Linked DNA regions of Homo sapiens: region 2 is linked to region 1. Evidence: chromatin contacts called from ENCODE Hi-C or POLR2A ChIA-PET data. All regions are on one chromosome and are shown on one strand. Each heading gives the region's core, a stretch centred on a gene start or an enhancer-like site at or near the end of the contact. The rest is flanking DNA. Distances are from core to core; before and after follow the strand shown.

Region 1 (3,804 bases), core at 305-2,804:
TGAATAGTTCTGCTGTGAAGAGTTATACAAATCTCTGAGACCCTGCTTTCAATTCTTTGGGGTATATATCCAGAGTGGAACTGCTGGATTGGATTGTAATTATATACACACATACACACATAACTGTATACAAATATGTGTGTATATACGTTTATATGTGTCTGTGTGTGTGTGTGTGTATATATATATATATATATTTTTTTTTTATAGTAACTTCCATACTGTTTTCCACAGCGGATATAGCATTTTACATTCCCACCAACGGTGCACAAGGCTTCTAGTTTCTCCACATCCTTGACAGCACTTGTAACTTTCTGGTGTGTTTTTGTTTTTTTGTTTTGATTGTAGCCATCCTAATGGTTTAGCCCATGCTAAGTGATCAGGCTGGTCACTATTATTATCAAGTGAGATAACAAATCAGAATATATTTTGAAAAAGAATTGCATCTGCCAGGATCCAACCAAGAAAACAGAAAGCATTAAAAGGAACTTAATGGGGGAGATTAGTTACACACAGGGGATGGAAAGGCTGAGAAGCCAAACAGCAGGAAGCCGTTAACCTTACATCCACCTAGGGCAGAGGACAAAGGACACAGGGCCACCCAGGGGAAGCCAAGGTGGTGAGGGGAGCTGTGGAGGCAGCTGGAAGAATCTGGAGGAATCTGACCTGTGAGAGGAACCACAAGCAAACACCCTCTAGGAGGCTCTGAGAAACAGCAGGGCACGTGGGTGCGGCCTGGGAACAGATCAGGATTGACCTGCGTGCGAGCCAGCTTGTCACAGTGATGTGACGATGAGTCAGGACACCTGGGCGTGGCGCTGTCCAGAGCACGAGAGTGACACCAAACACATGGGACAGCAGCACCGAGTCTTGGACAAGGGGCGCGAAGGAGTCAAGGATGTTGCCAGGCCTGTGGCCGAAACTGAGAACAGAATAGAGAAGCAGGTTGAGGGTGCTGGGTGTCAACCCTTCCTTTATCAACCCCATGGTAAATGATCAGGATGGTCACTATTACTACAAGTGAGGTAACTAATCAGAACGCAACTTTCCCCAAAAAACCCACCTGAGTTACACAGGTCTGAACTTTTTTAAAAATTAAATTTTTATTTTGAGATCACTGTTTGTGTTCAGTTGTAAGAAACAAGAGAGATTCTGTGTACCCTTTACCCATTCCTCCATGTTGCAAAACTAGCACAATATCACCGCCACGGTAGACGCAGTGAGGCCATAAGACATTTCCGTCAGCAAAAGGGTCACTTCTTGTGCCCCTTTAGAACCACACCCACCCCTGCCTTCCAACTATTAATGCTGGCAGGACTTAGCCAGACCGCAAGGGCGCCTACTCCGAACAAGGAAGAGGGTCAGGCGCTGGGAGGGCGACTGCAAGCGGACAGGCAGCACCTGCGACCACGGTACTTGGGGACACCACAAAAGTCCGCAGAGCAGGCACCGCGGCACTTCCGCGAGCGCCGCAGGCCCTGCCCCTTTCGCCGTCGCCGACCAATTGCCGCCCGAAGACCGAACCGCTTCAGCGGAGGGCCGGAAGTGAGCCGCAGCTTTTCCTTTCTGCCACCGCCTTGTCCAAGATGGCGGACCTCCACCGCCAGCTGCAGGAGTACCTGGCGCAGGGGAAAGCTGGCGGCCCGGCGGCCGCGGAGCCGCTGCTCGCCGCGGAGAAGGCGGAGGAGCCCGGGGACCGGCCGGCGGAGGAGTGGCTGGGCCGCGCGGGCTTGCGCTGGACGTGGGCGCGGAGCCCTGCGGAGTCGGCAGCGGCCGGCCTGACGTGCCTCCCGAGCGTGACGCGCGGGCAGCGGCTGGCGGCGGGCGGCGGGTGCCTGCTGCTGGCTGCACTGTGTTTCGGCCTAGCCGCGCTCTACGCACCGGTGTTGCTGCTGCGCGCGCGCAAGTTCGCGCTGCTCTGGTCACTGGGCTCGGCGCTGGCGTTGGCGGGAAGCGCGCTGCTGCGGGGCGGCGCGGCGTGCGGACGCCTGCTGCGCTGCGAAGAAGCGCCGTCCCGGCCCGCGCTGCTCTACATGGCAGCGCTGGGCGCCACGCTGTTCGCCGCGCTGGGCCTTCGCAGCACGCTGCTCACGGTGCTGGGCGCGGGCGCGCAGGTGGCCGCGCTGCTGGCCGCGCTGGTTGGGCTGCTGCCCTGGGGCGGCGGCACCGCGCTGCGCCTCGCACTGGGTCGCCTGGGCCGCGGCGCCGGCCTCGCCAAGGTGCTGCCCGTGTGAGGACCTCGCGCCCTCGCCGCTGGGGAAGTACGCGGAGCCAGCGCCGTCGGAGACCGCGCCGGCCGAGCTGAGGACTGCACGCCGCTGTGCGGAAGCCCGTGGCGAAGGCCCTGCCCTAACAGCCTGCGAGTCTAATCCGGGAGCGGCTGCTGCCAGCGGAGGCGACAGCAGCGTTGGGAGCTCCTCGATGTCAGCTTTTTGTGCTGGACTTGGCACACGCTCTGAAAACTGAGATTTTGTCATTGAACTGGTGACAGGATGTGAGACGGTTATTAGAAGTTGCTTTCGAAGTAACTGTGGTCTTAGGTTCGGCTGAGTAAAGAAAAAGGATTTTTCTTCGAGTTAGCTGCTCTTGTGATTTTTCTCAGGCTGTTTTGTCATTTTAAAATCCAGTGGTAGATGTAGCTTAGCGACGGTAGTTTTTTGTTTTGGCTATACTAAGACTTGGAAATTATTCTCTCCAGTGTCAGCGAATCCAGAAGGGTATCAGATTAAACACCGAATTCAGCCACTGGACTTTTAAAAGTACTTAAGATGGTTTATCTCGGGTTTTTTCTTCAGTTAACAAAATCATAAATATGGTGCCTTATAACATGAAAGGAAAATTAGTTGTGTATTTCACGACGAAAGCGACGGACCAAAAGAAATTTCCTGCCCCAAGAAGCATGGGATCCAGGAAGGGGCGCGTAGATGCTTAACGGTCTCTTCGGAAATCCTGCAAATAGAAAGATAATTCTAGATCCGGAATACCTGTATCTGGTGGAAACCATGGATTTCTACAAGCTCGAATTATTCCTCATTGTATAGCCTGCTTTGTAAACTAGTTTACAATTTGCAGGCTGATCTTAAGATTTTTTTATATCTAATTGCTGCTGCCTTCATTTTAGGTTCAGCAGTTACTTTTAACTACCTTAATTTATTGCCAGAAGGTATGAGCCTAACATTCTGATGAGTCCAGAAAACTACGTTTTGTCAGTAGCAATACACTAGGAAGTAAAATATATTTAGAATTTAAACATTGTGTGCCAGTGGTCCTCGCGCTTGACTGCACATCAGTTACTTGAAGAGCCACACCTCAGATCAATGCAGTCAGAACCTGGGAAGTAGGTCCCAGACATCAGGACCTTTTTAAAGCTCCCCAAGTGATTCTACGTTCCCCAAGTTTGAGGACCACTTTTCTGTGCATTGGCTTGCACAATTTGAAAGTAATGCTTTTCCTGAGCTGGATCCCAGTGTTGCCTTAACAGGGTGTCTGTCGTGCCGCAGTAGAGCACTGCTGCTTCCTCCAACCCCAAAATTTATGTTCCTAAGTAAGTCAGGTCCCTAAGCCCCGTCCCAAGAAGTGACACAAGTGGCCAACATCCACACTGTAGGCTTGCAGGCTACCCGCCCTGAGATTTGGTAAAGAACACTGCCTTGTTCCCCATCAGTAAACAAGGTTACCTACCTCAGGAGGCTGCTTGTGAGAGAGCAAATGCAGTATCTTCAGAATGATTTATTTTTTTAATTAATTGTAAAGACTTGTGCCATTGGCTGCTCTTTCTAGTCCCCTAAATTTCTGTTCTAGTTT
Region 2 (3,822 bases), core at 1,235-3,734, 330 kb after region 1:
TTGTCATTATTCCCTTAGCAATACAGTATAACAACTATTTACATACCATTTACATTGTAGGAGGTATTACAAGTAATCTAGAGATGATTTAAAATATACTGGAGGATAGGTATAGGTAATATGCAAACACTATACCATTTTACATCAGAAAGTGGAGCATCATGGATTTTGGTATCTAAGGTGGGTCCTGGAAACAATCCCCCACAGACACCATAGGGAAACCGCATATCCTTTGTTTTCCACTTCTTTTCCTAGATAATAAACCCCTAAAAGACAAGATCTGTTCCTTAAACACCTCTGGGCTCCCTCACAGCACTAATGCTATACTCCTGGACATTAATTAAACAAGAATATATTAATGCATTTCAAAAACAGTTCTTACAGGCACGCTTTGCTATAAGTTGCATGTGTACTCTATGTGAATGAAGTGGTTAAAACAGGAAGGAAAAAAAGCCTTGTTTAAATTAGAATAGTAATATACCCTTTCTTCAAATTCAAGAAACAAGAATTTACTAAAATCCTAGAAGAATCTGCTAATTTTTAAGTTAGAAAACTGGTAATATTCTTAAAGTAGGAAAAAATATATTAGAATATTACATATCTCACCTGTAGCAGCTGGGTTTATCAATCCAGCAGAACCACTGTTTGCAATCTGAGAAGGGGCCTGGCTCAGCCCGGTAGAAGGGGCTCCTAACCGAGGAAACTGTTGAGAACTCATTTCCACCTGTAGTACATACAGTTATATGGTTATTACTAGATTCTGAGATCTGAATCAATACTGAGAAATTAAAGCATCTTTAGTACCTATGAGATAGTCCCTTGGAAAAGCAAATGCTGCATCATTTATTTAAAAACAATAACTTGGGATCAATATAAATGCAGACATTATCTAAACTACCTAAGTTTTCTACAAATATTGTTTATACGGAGCTGGCGGGTACTATGACCCTCCATAAATACTTGTGGATTGCTATGCTAAAAAAATCACCATTGAATCCTGTACAAGAGTCACATGACAGGTATTACCACAATGCATGTGTATTTCTCTGTGTAAAGTTTTATGGAAAATGGCATGTCTCTTTGAAACACTCAAATCTCACACCAAGGTGAACAGAACTGTGATTAGTATGTCATAGGAACATTCGGAGGAAGATATCCAGCCCTAAGAAAAGATCCGATATCTTACATCCAGACCCGATGCAAAAGGAATTCTCCAATGCTTTTCGGCAAAGGCCTCCATTTACGGATTTCCTTTTCCTTCTCTTCCACAGATCCCCTCACAGAGCCAGAGGACCCTACACCTTCTCCATCTTCCCTAAAATCGCCCCCCACTTTTCCCTCAGGAGCCAAGCGATCTCCCGATTCGCCCGCAACCCCACCCCACCGCGAAGCCCCCGCTGAGACCGGAGGACGCCGGTTTCCAGACACCTCGGAGTGTGAGACCCCCGTCTCCGGGGTGGGGGTGCGGACGGGCGATCTGGGGACCCGACCACAAGACGAGCACTGTGCCTCTTTACCTGTAGCCGCCGCCCGCCGCCCGCACCGCCCGCTTCTATCTCGCCGGCCTGGGGGTGCCGCGGAGGGCCCATCTCGGCGGCGGCGATGTGCTCGGCGGGCGCGGGGAGGGATCGCGGCGGCGGCGCCCGGGGCCCGCTGCTGTCCAGCCCCGCTGGCCCCACTCACCCCCGCCACCCGGCCGCCGCTGTGCTCGCAGTCCTCTTCCCCCGAACCTGCCCCTGCCTCCCCCGCCCGCCCATTGGCCCCACGCCCGACGCGTCAGTGGAGGCCCAGGACCAATCCACAGCGACCTGCACGTTCAGAGCCCGCCCCACCCTCCCGCCGACTGCCAGCCAATCAGGCGCGAGCCTGGCCGGGGCAGCCCAAACCCCTCGAGGCTGAGCCAATGGCAGAGGAAGACAGGCGCCCCCGGCGAAGGGGGCGGGGAGCGGGGAGGCCCCGCCTCAGCCAGGGTCTGAAAGCGGCGGGCGCAGGGCCCGGATGTGGAGAGTCACTTTAAACTGCTCCAGGAGCCAAACTCCCTGGGCCGGCCGCCCGCCCGCCCGCCCGCCCGCGCTCCCCCGGCCGCTCTGCTTCCCCGCCAAGGCCCACGTCCGCCACGCCCCCACGCCCGGGTCAGCCCACCCCTCCCGGTGCCTCTCCCTTCCTCGCCACAGGACACCCAGCCCCTGTCGCCGGCCCAACCGCCGTGACCAGCTCGCGAAAGAGCCGCGGTCCGAGCCGCAGGAGACGAGGATCCTCTGCCCTTCCCCGGGGACGCGCAACGGGACGGACGCTGCAGCCCGGCTCAGCCGCCCCGCCCCCTCGTCTCCTCCCCTTCCCTCCCGGGCGCCCGTCCCGCCATTACCTGGGTGCTGCGCCCAGTGGCCGCCGCGCCGCCTTGAGCTCGCTCCCGCGCGCTCTCCGTCTGTGGGGCCGACGTCCCCAGGCTCCGGACCCGCAGCCACCGCCGGGGAGCTAGCACTCTGCCCCCCACCCCTCACTCCAGCGCCGCTGCTTCCGCCGCCGTAACGAGCCTCCCGTCTATTGGCTGGCGCAGGCCCCGCCCCCTGCCGAGTCAGCCAGTCGCCGGTGGTCGTGAGCGGGAGAGCGGACGGGCCCGCCCCTCTGAGCCGCGGCGTCCTGTGGGAAATGTAGTCGCCGGAGTCAGGAGGGCGGGCCGCGAAGGAGGTGGAGAGCGCCGGGGCGGGGCCGCAGGCGACCCGGCCAGGGCAACACACCCCTTTGCTGTCTGAAGTCGGTTCTGCCTTTTCTCTTGGCTAAGTGAGAAGACAGTGGATCCCACCCTATGCCTTAACCTGAGGGCACTGGGTTTCATTTTCCCCGCGGGGAGGCGCGGCGCGGGAAAGGGTAATGGAGGCCAACTGCGGCGGCCAAGGGATCCGCGGGCCGGGCCAGTGTCGTGACGGTGCCCGCCTCCCTATGCCGCGAGTGGGACTCGGTGTCCCCACCGGGAACCGCGGTCGGCACAGCCTACGCGCGGCGGGAGCCGCCAGGCGCAGCGCGGGCGCGGCTCTGTGAAAGCAGGCCGGCAGGGCGCAGGGCTCTGGGCGGCCGGGGCGCACCTGCGCGCGCTTTCCGGATTATAAAGGAGCTGAAGGGGGCAGTTTTATTTTGTCATTTTGCTTGGGGTTCAGGGTTGGAGTTTATGCACCTGTAGAAGACTTAGCCATATCTTTTGAGGCCACATTTGTGTCTGATAAGAGATTAAGTCTCCCTCTTCCCTTACCAGATGGTAATTTAGGCCTGGAGTTTTGTGATTAGTTAGGAAATAAATGGGGCTCAAACCCCCCTCTTCCTATCATGCACAGCTGTGTAAGACAACTGCTTGGTTAGAAGAGAGTAGCTCCTGGCTATAGCCCAGGGATGAGTCTCAGATACTCCTCCTCTTCAAGCCACTTTCCTTTTCCACCTTCATGCCTTCATTCTCAAACTTCTAAAGAGTGACTCCTGTGATAGACTTCAGCCTCCTCTCTGCCTAGGCAGTCCTTATCCCTTTTGGAGTTGCCACTCTTCTCAGACTGCTCCCCAAAAGTTGCCAACACCTACTCAACTTCAAACCCATCGGTCCTCACTTAGATCTCATCTTGTTTAGCTTACTGACCAGTAGTAATTCCTCCTCATGTCTTCCCTTGGCCTCTAGAACCAGGCTGTCTCCTGCTTCTACTCCTATGTCAAGCTCCATTATACCTCCTCTTTCTCATAAATACAGCATTCTTCAGGGCTCCAACACGCTAATGCTATACTGCCTTCCTAAATGGTTTAATGTATTTCCACAGTTTCAAATGTCATCCTTTTTGTTTT

The links. Hi-C counts contacts between places; a loop is a spot of excess contacts on that map. ChIA-PET counts read pairs that join two places held with the same protein, here RNA polymerase II (POLR2A). Pooled maps may share reads with other maps.
Region 2: a loop to region 1 is called in a map of CD8-positive, alpha-beta T cell, with 14 times the contacts of the local background. The contact joins the promoter of SAP130 here to the promoter of SFT2D3 in region 1. A Hi-C loop is called at or near these places in 15 of 168 maps with a recorded cell type or tissue (B cell, CD4-positive, alpha-beta T cell, CD4-positive, alpha-beta memory T cell and 9 more), 32 of 37 single-sample maps with no recorded cell type and 27 of 50 pooled maps. POLR2A ChIA-PET finds 5 or more read pairs at or near these places in 8 of 52 experiments (CD4-positive, alpha-beta T cell, CD4-positive, alpha-beta memory T cell, OCI-LY7 and 4 more).

What each region holds. Positions count from the first base shown.
Region 1 is chr2:127,699,943-127,703,746 of GRCh38, forward strand. SFT2D3 (SFT2 domain containing 3) reads left to right here and starts at 1,555. Exons shown (of 1, transcript NM_032740.4): 1 at 1,555-3,804. The coding sequence starts at 1,587. The coding sequence ends at 2,234. WDR33 (WD repeat domain 33) reads right to left here. Exons shown (of 22, transcript NM_018383.5): 22 at 1,085-3,804. RefSeq lists enhancers at 77-1,276, 271-792, 504-873, 793-1,314 and a silencer at 1,634-2,313.
Region 2 is chr2:128,025,575-128,029,396 of GRCh38, forward strand. It overlaps SAP130 (Sin3A associated protein 130), which reads right to left and starts at 2,485. Exons shown (of 21, transcript NM_001330301.2): 1 at 2,366-2,485; 2 at 607-724. The coding sequence starts at 718. RefSeq lists silencers at 1,463-1,752, 1,813-2,152, 2,253-2,772, 3,023-3,172.